Linked DNA regions of Mus musculus: region 2 is linked to region 1. A link is a loop called in an ENCODE intact Hi-C map of the cell type or tissue named here. Cell type or tissue: left cerebral cortex. All regions are shown on one strand.

Region 1 (8,000 bases):
AACCTGGAGCCAACATCAAAGTAAATGGTGAGAAGCTGGAAGCAATTCCACTAAAATCAGGGACTAGACAAGGCTGCCCACTTTCTCCCTACCTATTCAACATTGTACTTGAAGTCCTAGCCAGAGCAATTCGACAACAAAAGAAGATCAAGGGGATACAAATTTGAAAAGAAGAAGTCAAAATATCACTTTTTGCAGATGATATGATAGTATATATATAATTGACCCTAAAAATTCCACCAGAGAACTCCTAAACCTGATAAACAGCTTCAATGAAGTAGCTGGATGTAAAAGTAACTCAAACAAGTCAATGGCCTTTCTCTACACAAAGAATAAACCGGCTGAGAAAGAAATTAGGGAAACAACACCCTTCTCAATAGTCACAAATAATATAAAATACCTTGGCATGACTCTAAGGAAGTAAAAGATCTCTATGATAAGAACTTCAAGTCTCTGAAGAAAGAAATTAAAGAAGATCTCAGAAGATGGAAAGATCTCCCATGCTCATGGATTGGCAGGATCAATATATAGTAAAAATGGCTATCTTGCCAAAAGCAATCTACAGATTCAATGCAATCCCCATCAAAATTCCAACTCAATTCTTCAACAAATTAGAAAGAGCAATCTGCAAATTCATCTGGAATAACAAAAAACCTAGGATAGCAAAAACTCTTCTCAAGGATAAAAGAACCTCTGGTGGAATCACCATGCTTGATCTAAAGCTTTACTACAGAACAATTGTGATAAAAACTGCATGGTACTGGTATAGCGACAGACAAGTAGACCAATGGAATAGAATTGAAGACCCAGAATGAACCCACACCTATGGTCACTTGATCTTTGACAAGGGAGCTGAAACCATTCAGTGGAAAAAAGACCGAATTTTCAACAAATGGTGCTGGCACAACTGGTGGTTATCACGTAGAAGAATGCGAATTGATCCATTTCTATCTCCTTGTACTAAGGTCAAATCTAGGTGGATCAAGGAACTTCACATAAAACCAGAGACACTGAAACTTATAGAGGAGAAAGTGGGGAAAAGCCTTGAAGATATGGGCACAGGGAAAATATTCCTGAACAGAACAGCAATGGCTTGTGATGTAAGATCTAGAATTGACAAATGGGACCTAATGAAACTCCAAAGTTTCTGCAAGGCAAAAGACACCGTCAATAAGACAAAAAGACCACCAACAGATTGGGAAAGGATCTTTACCTATCCTAAATCAGATAGGGGACTAATATCCAACATATATAAAGAACTCAAGAAGGTGGACTTCAGAAAATCAAATAACCCCATTTTAAAATGGGGCTCAGAACTGAACAAAGAATTCTCACCTGAGAAATACTGAATGGCAGAGAAGCACCTGAAAAAATGTTCAACATCCTTAATCATCAGGGAAATGCAAATCAAAACAACCCTGAGATTCCACCTCACACCAGTCAGAATGGCTAAGATAAAAAATTCTGGTGACAGCAGATGCTGGCGTGGATGTGGAGAAAGAGGAACACTCCTCCATTGTTGGTGGGATTGCAGGCTTGTACAACCACTCTGGAAATCAGTCTGGCAGTTCCTCAGAAAATTGGACATAGTACTACCGAAGGATCCAGCAATACCTCTCCTGGGCATACATCCAGAAGATGCCCCAACTGGTAAGAAGGACACATGCTCCACTATGTTCATAGCAACCTTATTTATAATAGCCAGAAGCTGGAAAGAACCCAGATGCCCCTCAACAGAGGAATGGATACAGAAAATGTGGTACATCTACACAATGGAGTACTACTCAGCTATTAAAAAGAATGAATTTATGAAATTCCTAGCCAAATGGATGGACCTGGAGGGCATCATCCTGAGTGAGGTAACACATTCACAAAGGAACTCACACAATATGTACTCACTGATAAGTGGATATTTGCCCAAAACATAGGATATCCAAGATATAAGATACAATTTCCTAAACACATGAAACTCAAGAAAAATGAAGACTGAAGTGTGGACACTATACCCCTCCTTAGAAGTGGGAACAAAACACCCTTGAAAGGAGGTACAGAGACAAAGTTTGGAGCTGAGATAAAAAGATGGACCATGTAGAGACTGCCACACATGGGTTTATAGAGCAGAGGCCTGGCTATCTTTGAGTCTGTCCAGCAGCTTTTACAGTCTCAGCCTATTCTCGTGCTAGAAAATATCCTTAGAGTGGAAGCCAGTGCATGTGGTTTCTCTTACCTCTCCCTTAGGTTGTCTCCCTTGGGGCACAGTTAAAGGAAGAGTCCTGGATGTTTTGAAAGGCTTTAGGTTTCTAGGGACTAACAGAGCAACCCTGTGGTTGTAAACTACACTGGTATTAGCCAGCTGAGAAAAGGTCCCTGGGAAATCAATGCATCTTGAGACCACATGATTCCTTTTCTTTCTCCCTGACGATACCTATGGAGGCTTCTCACACACACACACACACACACACACACACACACACACACACTACATGTTAGAATTGATCCTGATGACTAGACAAAGTGCTCTCTTACCCACACCTTTTGCTTATTGCTGTTCTGTCCTTTCTAACTCTGCAAATTCTACCTGTTGATGGAAGCTCAATGACACATTTTCAAATGTCACAATTTTAACATTCAGAGAATGTTTTTCCTTATCTCAATAGATATGTTGGATAAGAGTTGTTGATTCACACTCATCATCTTATTATGTTTTTATCAATTGGGGGCTGGGAAATGGCTCAGTGAATAAAATGCTTGCCCTACAAAAATTAGAACCACATAGCATAACCTCTAGTCACAGCACTATGGAGTTAGAAACAAGACAATCCCAGGTACTTGCTAGATGCCAGGCTAGGCAAAATGATAAGACCCCATTTGCTACCTACTGGGTGAACTGGGGCCTGATATGTATCACCTGTAAATCTCTTTTTCATCATTTATAAAATGGTAGATTTTGTCACAGGAGTATAGTAAGAAATGTGTGTGTGTGTGTGTGTGTGTGTGTGTGTGTGTGTGTGTTTGAATTTGAATTTGAATTTGGCAAGTGTTAATGGTGTTAAAGGTGGCATGGTTTCAAGACTACTGCCCTGGCTTTATAACTTTTAAATCTAACTGTTTTTCAAAAGCATAGAATGAAAGGTTCAACAGGCTTTGTCTTCATCTTTGCTCAGCTCTATCTGTCCCTGGAATGCCTGCAGCTTTAGACTCTCACCATGGAAAACATCTCCACCATTCCTGCATTACAACAGACCTTTTCATGGGAGATTATATAATCATTTCTCACCATGAGATTCCTTCTGTGGAGGTGCCCACTCCCTTACTTCTTCACCCACATGCCAAATGCTTGCTGCTTTAATATCTCCTCCTCTGTGTGGCCTGTCTCCAGTCTCCAAAGGGAAGCCTAGCTCTTCTTTGCACTCCCACATGCCTTTTCTAAACTTATACCCCTCACATAGCACTGGAAGGGTCTGCTTGTACCTTATCTGTTTACATCTCTGAATCTTTCTTTTCTTGGAGCATATGAATTTAGAAAGTTCAGGGACAAGTCTGTCATTCTTAAAGATTTTAACAAATGCCCAATATGCTAAAAACAAACCAAACAAACTTGTAAGGTCAGTGTTTCCTTGGCTAATAAAATACATAAGCTCTTAGGAGTCTCAAGGGCATATCCGTCTGAGGTTTTGTTCTGTGTGTGGGTAGGACTGAATGGGAGTCAGGAGGAAGAGTTTCATTCAGCCCCAACATAATATAGTCCTCACTTGATTCACTTTTATAAATGGCAACCATCAGATTCCAAGTTGTGGCTGAGTGACATCTGGCTCTTTTGCAGGCAGTCCCAGCAATAGCATTAATGACTTTGAAGATGGCTTTTGATGTGTAATGTAGTTAAGTTTGTTGTCTCAGTTGTGATATCCTCCTCAGCATCTTCTTACATCTTCCCCTAACGGACTTCTGGCTCAGCTTCTGTGAAATCTGGACACATTTATCCAAATTTGTCCAATGCCCTTCATGGCCGTGACATATCAGTCCTTTAATATATTTTCATCAGCTCCTGGACATTTTTCACACACAGTTGAAGGAACTTCACAGCTATTTTATGTTCTCATAGGCAACTCAAAGGTGAAGGTTTTTGTTGTCTGAGAAAAAAGTTCTTTAGTGCTGAACCAAATTACATTTTCTAAGATGACCACATTTGGGGCTCCTTTTGAAATAGTGCTATATAAAGAAAAAATGCCCCAGTGACTACATATGCTTTGAATTTGAAACCAATATGTAGCGCTTCATTAGCTCCCAGGATGAGCTGTGGAAAGGCAGGCTTGCAACTGCAACAGTCTTTCAGTGACTGAGAAAAATATACACATTTTAATTTTTCCAAGGTATTAAAAACAAAAGCCTCTATCTGAAATTTTATCCTGTTTTAGAAAATCATGAAAGTAATTTAAAATGATTCTGCTTTCTTTTCTTCTCTTTCAACAATGAAGAAATACAAGGCCAAATACAGGCAAAAATGTATAATCTGAGAAATAATAATAATTCACAATGCCTTTTCTTTTCTGTTAATCAGTTACTGTGCGTTCAGAAAACATCAGAATTAATCAAGTACAGTGTATATGTATATATATATGTATAAAATTTAACAATAACATTAGTACTCAAATGGTAAGTCATCTCAGTAAGAAATTATATCAGGTAATCCTCACAATGCAAATAAGTTCCTGGAATCGATAGGATAAAATAAATGATAACTTTATTTTAAAGGCTTTATTACTTCTTAGCATACAAAATAACTACAATGCTCACAATTGAAGAAAAAAATCACGTATCTAGTGTTATGACTTATTGGAGAAATGTTTATGTGTGGAGTCAATGCATTTATCATGTTTAATTGGAAATTAATGAAACAATATTTATATTGCATGTGCTTTTACTTTTTTCATCAGCCATGCCATCTTTAGATGTATTATACCTGTTTAAAATGCTGATGAAAATCATAGATAAAGTGTTATGAAATGTCAAGTGTAAAATCAAAAGGGAGGATGGCTGTCTAAGTATCCACCACTAGCACCTCTTTAGTGAGACCAAGACATGCTCTAGCTCTTCAAAATCTGGCAGTAATTTGTTTAAGGAAGGCTATCCATGGTGCAAAGGTGAATTTCATACACTGTAACTTTCATTTGTTTTTCAGAAGATAACCAAAACAAGAGAGGTCAGAACATAATTGTTCTGGGAATGGTAAATGTTTTCTATTTATTAACTACTTTGATGAGGGAAATTGGGATCTTCCTAAAAGTCATCAAGCCTTTGGCCAAACTCCTCTGTGCCTTGGTTAACAGCACTCCCTTCAATTTCCATAAATATACCAAGGCGTTGTGAAAGGTGCAAACAGCTGCTTTGTCTCCGCATTGTGTGCATAAATGTTCATTGTGAGATGTAAATTGATCAAACTGTGGAAACAAATCATTTAAGGTTTGTGCAGTGATTAATAACAGAAGCCAGTAATCAGAGCTCCCTGCCACCAGCACATCTGGTACAGAGAATTTCTAGTTTGCCCTATTATGCAAATGTGCAATAAAACAAATACATTACTTAATTTAGCAGCTGCTTCAGACACGTTATTTTAGGTGATTTCTTTATGTTTTGTGTACTTTTGCTGTAGATGATGGTTAATGTGAACTAATTCAGTTGTTTATGGAGTGAGGGTTGCCACATCTAAACAAAAAATAAATAAATAAATAAATAACAGCCCTCAGGAAAGTCAGCTTTTGAGAAGACAATGTGGCTATGGTCTCCAAGAGCCAGACACAACAGCAAATTCAATGTCTCAGAAGTGTAAAATCAAAGTTCACTTGATTTCTATGGTACTGAAAATGAAAGAAAATCCACGGCCATTGTTAAAACCTCTTGGATTTAGATTTTGTGTTTGTTGTATATATAGTTTCATACTGAGCAAATATGTGGATCACAAAGGGAAATTTTAGAAAAGAACGTACCACTAAGGGTGAAGGGGTTCAACCAATTTGTCCCAGGCCATAGAACATAGATGGGAATGAAGATCTGATTTCAAAATTCCTTTTCACAATTCTATTATCTTGTCTCTACTCGAAAGTTAAATTTCCACAGCAGAGTAAATAAACAGTAAAGAGTGAATTTCGCAGCACGAGAATTAGAAAAACAACATGTCTAAATACAACCATCCTCCATACAATAATGTTTAAATCAATAACGGACGATATTTAAGGAAGAGGTGCTACAAGACTGTATCTCCCAATAACTGTGGTTGCCTTGGCTTGTGTAACGGCACTCTGCTGGTCACACGAAAACTGAATTATCCCAGAGACAATGGCTATAATTATTCAACTGTACATTCTGCCAAGTACAAAAGACCAGAGTAAGCTGAGAACTCAGACATTAATATTTAGAAAGAAGTAGCAGGGATTTGGAATTCTTAAACGAGGGCAGGCATTTTGGAAATGTGAATCAGTCAACAGAGAGATTGTTTTGATCGTGATTTTACAGAGAAACAGAAAAGTCACATGTATAAATATATTTTCTACAAGGAATATGTTTCTATAACTAAAGCATATGGAAACCCCAGAATCTGTATTATGAGCATCATTCAGGAGACCCAGGAAAGCTTCTACAATAGGTGAAGCCTACAGCCTATATATAAGGAAAACTGGTTCTATCTAGGCATAAAGATGTATGGAAAAGTCCCACTGAGAGTATGAATAGCAGTCTGTTTTACTCTAAATCCAATGACTTAGATGTCAATCTCATTCCAAAATATCCTCCAGACCAACATATAAAATTCAACTTTCACATAAGCCAAATGTGTATTTAATAGGGCAAAAAAATAAATAAATAAACTGTGTCAAAAAAGAATGAAATAATTTTGAAATAACTACATACATAGCATTTCTAACATGGTAACTATCATAGTCAAAGCTAGGACTCTGGAATTTCATTTTTATCTTTCAGTATAGATATCCAGACATGTGCATCGTTATACCACCTCAGTATTTCAGTAATTTGAATTCTTAAAGAGTGGTCTTTGGATCACACTGAAAGTTTCAAGGTATCAACGTGTGTGTGTGTGTGTGTGTGTGTGTGTGTGTGTGTGTGTGTGTGTTTTATTCAGTCTGGAGAAGTCATAATAGAAGTGGATTGAATTCACTCAGCTAGTATCAGGTTTGTCAACAGTAGTCTTACATAAGTGTGGACGATTAAAGTCAGAAGGCTCTTTGCCCTGTTCAACACTCTATTGGTGTAATTTCTTGGCAAGCTGCATAGCTCACTAAGCCACAATTTCCATATCTATAAACTAACGATAATTGAGACTATTTTCCTAGGGCTATCATGAGGATTAAAGGAATTAAAGCATTTGCAACTCTGCACAATGGTTGACATGTGATAACTCAATAAGCATTGTACTTACAATAGCTACAGGAGAAGAAAAGAAGTTGAAGCCAGAGGCATAGTAGTGCTATAAACCAACTCACCCCTACTTCCCATCTTCTACAGTAAGGATTCTTGGTGAGTGAACAACTGAGCTAACACTAGATCATTGAAGGACTATCACAGTTGTCACAATCACTTTGGGAGAGACCTATTTTATAGCACAGAAAAATATTTTTACAGATTAATAATAACAAATATATAGATAAATCCCATAATAAAAATTAGAACTTGAATTGCTATAAAAATTCTTCATATAATTTGGATGTTGAAAGTTCTGTGGATAAACGAAACTATTAACCACTGACTTCAAACCTGAAGGATAATATTATACATATGCAGATTACTTCAATTTATAAAGTTTATTTTCTAATGATGTGGAAGTTTTATAAAATTAAAATATAGGGGATGTTAACATTATCTGTTGCTGAAGTGCTTTTGTGCATTTAAGGACTTTTTACAGTTTATATGCTTGAAGACTGTCATATTTCCTCACAGTTTACAAATGTTCTTGAATATTTTTGTGAAAAAAATCTTTAAAGGCTTGAAAT
Region 2 (8,000 bases), 110 kb after region 1:
TGCCTTCTGAAAGACCCAACAACCAGTTGAGAGAATCAGATGAAGATATTTACACCAAAACAATGTGCAGAAGCTGATGACCCTGTGGTTGAATTAGGAAGAAGCTAAAAGAAGCTGAGGAGAAGGGAGACCCTGTAGGAGGACCAGCAGTCTCAATTAACCTGGAACCTCAAGATTTCTCAGACACTGGACCACCAACCAGGCAGCATATACCAGCTAATATGAGACCTCCTAACACATAGAGCAGAGGACTGCCACGTATGGGTTCAATCAGAGATGATGCACCTAACTCTCAATAAAATGGAGGCTCTAGGAGGTGGGGAGATCTGGTGGGGTGAGGAGTGGGGGCTGGGAACATCCTCTTGGAGACTGCGGGTGGGAGAAGGTATGCGATGTGGAACTGTCAGAGGGAAGACCAGGAGAGGAATAAAATATGGAGTGTAAAAAAAAAAAGATTTAATAATTTTTTTAAAAATTCCTAACATCTCACATTGTTTTACTCCTGTTAACCACTTAAAATAAAGATATGATAACATTAACCATAACTCTAGAATAACAGATGGGAGAACCACTAATATTTCCTTAATATTTCTAATAAGTGTTCATAGAGAGACATGAGTTAAGATTTATACAACCACTACTTTTCTTCTTCATACATTTTTAGATTAAGCATATATTAGTTACTATAGTTATACAGATATGGAGTTCAGATAATAGTGAGACTTCAGTATATATTTTTGAAAATACATTTTTGAAGAAACTAATTCTTCAGGTTGTATATCCTTTTTTATGAGTCAGGATTGGCTCAAAGGTTGCTCTGGAGGAACAAAAGCATTTATTGTCTAAAGTGATATCCTGAGAAAGTAATCTTGAAACTGTAGATACTGAGGGTCACAACATAACCACACTTTGGGGAACTTTTAGCAAAGATAGTGCCAATAGTTCACAGCTAAAAAGACATCTTGGTAACAGAGGGCTCTTAAAACAGCAAGACTTGACTGTTGCAAGGTAGATGAGAAGATAGGTGATCAGAGATACAAGAAACAGATTTAAATGTGGTCTTAAGCTCCTTCCGTGGACAAAAAAGCCCTCTCAACATAGATCTGACTAGGGAAGACATTAAGAGGGCTAGTATGTACTTGCAAAACACCCTTAGTCTTTCTCAGACTTTCCCCTCCACCCAATTTATCAAATGGAATGAGTTATATGTCTGCAAGTTATCATGGCATCTTTACCTATTTGAAGAAAGGTAAGACAGGGGAGATGGGCAAATACTGATAAGAGTTATCAGCTTTTGGACTCAGGGTGATCAAAGATGTGCAGCATGCTATCTTGGGTCCTCCTGCTGATTTTGTTTCTTTTCTTATATCTTCTTTATCTTCTTTTCTTTTCTCCTCCTCTCCTTTTTTCTTCCTTCTCCGTCCCTCTCTCTTTTCTTTCCTCCTTTGTGTGTTTGTTATTGATCAATTCTACCTTGTTTGGGTCTAAGAATATAATTGTTGCTTTAAGGAACTACTCATTCATGATTCTGTCTGGACAGAGTAACCAATGAGTAAGCTAATGTCCCATGTTCAGTCAATTTGAATTACATTCTTGGCATTTAGAAGCATCAAGAGGTATGATGCATCGGCAAAAAGTGTTTGGCACTGAGGAATCCACCCCCTCTAGCACTCTAATGAGAAAATCCTTTAACTTGGTTTGTTTTGAAACAACTCCAGATCCCACTTCTACAGAGTCTACTGCATATTGTTCCTCTTACCAATATAGTAGCTTTTCAATAAATTCCTTATTTGTTTTTAGTAGAAATATAAGCTTCCCCTGTTCATAAGGAGCTTAACCCTCTTCAATATATTACTCAATACACTGAACCCTTTCTACTGAGAGGGAGGTTAAGGAATTAAAGAAATCCTGAAAATCTGAGACACCTGCATTTTGAAGTAGATTGGGGAAAATAAATGGTCAGAGTACCAGGTTTGACTAATTTAACAACAAATAAAATTCAATGTAATTGAGAGTTTATGGAATCTTATTTGTGGCAGCTATGTTCTAAAGAGATTTGCCATCAAAGTAAAATGACTCTGTGCAACATGAGGGCTTCTTAACAATGGTCCACATTCCCCTATTTATGACTCCGAGTGATGCTACAGGCAGATTAGGTTGCCTCATGTGTAATACCCAGAATTTCCTTTCAACTCCTTATCTGGTTCTTATACAAGAGGATCCCATTATCTTCCACTCTTTTCTCAGCCATGTCTACAAGTCATTTATTATATTGTACCAATTCCTGAAACTTAGCAAATTCTTGAAAAGAAAGATTTAATCTCCTCAGGAGAAGCTAGGAGAGATTTATGGACGCCTATTCTTAACATGTCAGAATGTGGCTTAGATGCTAAATTTACTGGGCCCGCCTACATAGCTGAATGTTTCTGTGACTCTGCTGGAAATAATAGCTTTAGGAAGCATCCAGAAGCATTTGAGAAAATATTTGAGAAGAGACAGACTTGCAGGTTTTACAAGGATTTCTTGTTTTGTAAAAGAACATTACATTTTAAGGAGCTCATTAAGTTGTTTTCTCTTATGTTTGACCCCAAATTAGAGATTAAATTTTTTAATTTTCTCTTCCAAAATCATCTGCAAGATAGTAGTAATGAGCTTCTGAGTTTTCAAATGCCACACACAATGAAAACATTAATTCCTAAGTAGTAGTGTGGAACGAATTGAATTCTGTTAGGTAGCCTTTACGGTTCTCATTTTGCCCCGTGTTTAAAAATTGTGGGTAATTTAAAAAGAAATGCTCATGTAAGTGAGCCAGTAGAAATATCTTAATCATGGAACAAAAGGCTAAAAGCCCAATTATGTTATATATTGTGTATTTTTCTCTATTAACACTTTGTTCACCTGTTCAGAATCTTTACTCACTAAGGTTCTTACAAATGTGTTGGTTTTTCTTCCCTCTTTTATAAAAGAGAATGGCACTCTGTTACTCAAATATGTTCCCCCTTGTCTTCTGAGACTCTAGTCAGCTTGTCCTAGCAGAAGGAATAGGTAATGAAATTCTCTCCAAGTAGGTATAGATGTATCAATCACTTTAAGTAGAAACAATCATTCCTCAAACCATTTGGAGCCAGCATCTCTGAGCACAGAAACAGCACCAGTGCTTTTTCTCCTGTTAAAAAAACATCTTTTCCATGTGATGCTTAAGATTTGCCACCCACCCATAAGCCAGAGAGGTCAAGACAAGCAGATTTCCTGATAGTGTTTGAGGGACTGATAAGGAAAGTGCTCTGTAATCTGGGCTTAAAGTTGACTGAAGATTGGAACCTCAAAGAGGAGGGGGCAAGGCAGAGCCCTGCTGCAATCCTCACGGCGTTCCCCAATCTCTGCTCAGGTTAGGTTTGAAGACACAAAAGATTCATGTTCCTTTTCCATGTTGTGAAGATGCAGTTTTAGGTAACCTAGCATCACCTACACAATTCATTTTTTTTCTCCCTCCTACATAACAGAATGATTTTAAATTTGCGATGCTATCTTTTTCTCCAGAATCATAACATGTGTTCAGCCTTTGTCTTGGTATTTTAGTATTTTTAGGAAACACTTGGTATTTAGGCAGTTTTTTAGGAAACTAACACCAGAAGAAGACATGTAAAGTAAGGCATTTATTGCAACCACCTCCACCCAGCATGCCTCCTTAGCCATCTCAAACCTTAAAGCCCGGGTATTGGAGAGCTGAGGGTGAAAGCACACTGCAGATGAACTACAGAACCCTTACATTTACATGGCGCACTCTACTCACAGGGAGGCACTGCAGTCTTCCCAGGGCCTTGCTGTTGGGCAGCAGAGCAACTCTCACTTCCCGTCCCCAGATACAGAGCAGCATCAATGTAGAAATATTAAAGAGGAAATTAATAATTTATTTCAAAAATTCATTTGCAGCTGCACTTCAGTGAATTAATTACTTTTTCTTTCTCCTCTTATTCATTCCTCTCTCTTGCTAATGATCAAGTTGTAAGTCGTGGATGTAAGTGGTATTGGAGGAGGTGGGAGGTTTGTGGGACAGAGCAGGAAGCAAAGGGAAGATATGCTTTTATGTGTGTGTCCCATGGGACCTGATAAGTGAATACGGAATGCTTAAGCTTACTTTGTCATCTTTCTTTGCCCTAAAAGTAATAGGGAAACATATATACTGCATCACAGGTCCCACTTAGCATTTTAGAGGAGCAAAAAAGTTAAAATCCAGCAAGCAAAATATATGTTATTTAAAAAGATTAATCTGCTGTTTACTTCTGCAACATCTATGCAATTAACTTTCTTATATGCTCATTAGTGTAGCCACACAGAGAAAGCAATTGTATAAATTTGCTTAAGTATTAAATGGAGCTCTTCCATTAACGTCTATAAAGTTTGGAGGAAGGTACTCTAATTTTTTGCATGAACTTTGCTTCTTACAGATTTGGCAGATGACTCTAAGGTGATGAAATGATAAAGTTCAAATTCATGGCCATTTTAAGGATTTTTCTAATTGAAAAGAGAAAATTGAGTAAAAGCAGTTTTATTGGTCACACCACAGACTGAGGAAAGCACATGATGTCTTGCATATTCAATAACATTCTGCAGATACTGAGGCTGTTCCCATCATGGCAGTTCAAGTTGCCGTTTAAGGGAAAGCAAAACGTAGTGTTTATTAAACACCTTTTTCTAATCAGCCATGGAATGGAAGAAAAGACCATTGTATTAATGAGATATTGAAAAACAAATGAATGTAGAAACAAATACCAATTTTTTCCCTCTAATAATCTTGTTGCTCTGTCCCAGAAGCTGTAGTCATTTGAGCACCAAATGAGCCTCTCTAGGATAAACAGCTTCTCTGTGTCCAACTGAATCTTCTGGTACATGAATCCACAGAATGGGAGTAATGTTAAGAAGGAATCAGAAAGGAATGAGTGTTTAATTTTATTCCAAAGACCAGAGACAGAGAGAGGAGAAAGAATACAGAAGAAGGATATAAAGGGTGCTGATGGTGTTGGGGGGGGGGGCAGGTATTCATCTGTCCTATGTAGTACTCATTATTGCCAAGAGAGCCTTGTGACTATGTGGTGAGACTCCATTTAGTATGCATGGCTATGCTGTCCCCAAGACAATAATGAAGAGGCATTTGCTTCAGCTTGCATATGACTTGACATGATCAGACACAGTTTCTTTAGTTGATTTTAAATCAGTTTCCTGAAGGTGGGGGTGGTATCACTCCATCTAAAGGAATAGGCAACGTTGTCTCCCCTTGGATAGTGAAACCAAAGTGTTTGTGACTATGTCTTTCTCTGCCACAGACACTGAAAATGGATCTTAAAATACCATCACAGCATTTCATGTGTGATGTATATAGACACAACCAGATGATTTATCTAGATAGAAATGACTTTCTCCTTCAATACTGAAACCTCCTCATATCTTATGAATTCACAATTATACCATAAGTCCTGTGTAGTCTGAGGTTAATGTTTACACATGATCTAAAGGAGAAACATATTCAATAATATTAAGTCACTAATGGCGTGCATTAATTTCATATACCAGTACAGTTCTATTGGCCATGAATGTACTCTTTACATCTCTCACTTAAAAGACCTTATGTGAAACTGTTCATCACGTCCTGAAGAGTGTGCAAGCCTCTACCTGGGGTATAGTGCCACTGTCCCTTAAAGGTCTTGCAATATAATTTGATAATTTAATGAAAACTGTCTAGCTATTCCACATTGTCTGTGTGAAAATAAGTAGTTTTACCTGTAGTAATCGATGAAAACTTTTCCCTCAATGTCTCCTGATAAGGAACTATACCAGTAGCTGGAGATTCAGTGGTCATCTTTCCTTCCTCATTTCTTCAGCAAGACCACTTAGGGCTCTTTAATGATCCGCTTTAGGGAACTTATGCTTATGAAAAACAACCCTGTCTGTTCTGTGCATTTAAAGTTTGTCTCCTGCCAGATTCTACTTGTTCTGAAAGCTGCCTGAGGTTTTTAACTACCTAGTACTGCCCCCATGTGGGCCACAGGAGACACTGGTACAAGAAGTTACCTCCATTCCATTTTCTACATCACCAGAGGAAAGTAAAAGACTTGGTTTTAGAAATAATTTCTTCCCTTCCCACTGATTTGAATTCCCACGTGAACTAGAACTGTTTTCTAGTCTCAAAGTGAATCCAAAAATGTAGCTAGATTGTATATACGGGGAAAAAAACAAAACAAAACAAAACAGGAGAGAGGATAGGAAAAAATCTAGGCCAGTGTTAACTCCCATATGGGATTCTTGATTTCTTTTTTCTACCCAGAAGGTCAAAGCCCTGCAGAATTGGTATGCAGATCACATCCACAGCAAGTGCAGTTCCAGACTAGGAGATGTGCTAATTGGCTCACCTGCCTGAAGAACCAGGGTACCAGTCAGCTGCCACGCAGTCTCTGAGGGAAGCAGGCTTAATGCAGGACAAAATGTTCTCGACACTGCACTGTCTCCCATGACTGTTTCTTGCAAGCAGTCTGGACAAATACAGTGGTGACTGGAGAAGGTTCATAATTATTCCCGGTTTATAGGCTAATATGTACATTAGGGATTTTGAATGCTATTTGATTCAGAAGAAATTAAAATTAAAGCCATCTACCCTTCAGGCTTTTTTTTTTTTTTAATTGTGTCTCTACAGTATTCCGAAGAGTATTTTGTATAGTATACTGCCTAAGAAGAACGTAGGTTTTTGGCAGCCATATTAACGCCCTTTGAGCTTGTTTCAGCATTAAAAACATGACTAAGGCTACGTCTCTCACTGGACAGTGCTGTACAAGAAACAGCCATGTTACAGATATGCATGTAATCCCTTCAACTACTGCCTCAGGAAAGCAACTCACTATTGCTTATTACCAAGACAGTTTCTGGAAATAAGGAATGTTTCTGAAAAGAAAGACAATCTCTAGTTAGCTAGCTATGGCTTTGTTCTAACCAGGATCGAGATTCTCGGGGCTCCCTTTGATAAGGAGCTTAGCTCTTTCTGAATCCTACAGTCAGAGGTAATGGGAACAGAAACAGATGACAGCTTTCCTCAGTTTGTTTATTAAACCCGATAACTTACCCTGGCTAATGAGGTAGAGGCTTTGCATGTTTCCCTTGCCTAATGTGACTCATTAAATGTACAATTATTAAATATCCTGATAATTGTGGTAGTCATGATAATGGAAATGATAGCCATGTGATGACATTGATGAAGGAAGAGAGCATTCTTAAGTAGAGATCTGGTTTGCTGAGGCAAATCCAAGAAAGTCAAGAATGTCCTTAGGAATGTACAGAATGTATACAACTAAGTATTCCTTTGTTATATAATTCTAATAAAATAAGATGTAATAACTGAGACCATCCGAATACACAAACAACAACAACAAATTCCTATGCAACAAGAACACCTTGGGTGACATCAGCTTGGGTTTCATCCTGAAACTAGCAGAGAAATAGTCTTAATGTTTTAATTCATGCTCTCTCTCTCTCTCTCTCTCTCTCTCTCTCTCTCACACACACACACACACACACACACACACACACACACACACACACGCACACACAGAGGTACACAGCTCTAAAAGTTTTATTTTAACTTTCTCTTTTATTTTCTCCAAGTTTGGAGCAGGATGAGAAGCAAGATGTGACCATGGAGGAGAATTTAAAGAAACTGGTAAATCTAACAAGAATATGATAATAATCAGTTTGATTCTTTGATAAGAATTTGAATAGTCAGCTCATCTTATCTCTAAGTTCTGCAAAATACTCAGAACTTTTCATGTCTGTCATGTCCCTCATTACAATTGAGCTTAATAAAATCAAAATAAACCTTTGATAAAAAGCAGGATTCACAGTTGTATTATACAGTATTCTTCTGTTTGCATCTGCTTGATCAGCAGTAGACATACCACAAATAAAAATACCTTTCACACAGATTCTATTTTCTCTAGACAGTAAGTCTATGTAGA

The links. Hi-C counts contacts between places; a loop is a spot of excess contacts. Peaks named below come from ENCODE experiments on the same cell type or tissue, not always from the same donor. Only the 100,000 strongest peaks of a DNase experiment are listed, where the experiment ranks them.
Region 2: it touches region 1 in a loop (10-fold over the local background); 3 of 42 quality-filtered maps call a loop at or near these places.

The regions. Positions count from the first base shown.
Region 1 is chr12:46,036,141-46,044,140 of GRCm38, reverse strand. All of the region lies in intron 2 of Gm33811 (a long non-coding RNA gene), which reads right to left. Among named protein-coding and RNA genes, the nearest start is that of Gm24948, 56 kb to the right of the region's middle. In left cerebral cortex, no CTCF peak of the experiment used is centred here; DNase peaks (open chromatin) are centred at 3,330 and 3,692; H3K27ac peaks cover 1,281 bases.
Region 2 is chr12:45,927,981-45,935,980 of GRCm38, reverse strand. No RefSeq gene overlaps it. Among named protein-coding and RNA genes, the nearest start is that of Gm33811, 39 kb to the left of the region's middle. In left cerebral cortex, a CTCF peak has its summit at 6,039 (motif pointing left); DNase peaks (open chromatin) are centred at 3,645, 5,207, 6,014, 6,347 and 3 more places; H3K27ac peaks cover 2,589 bases.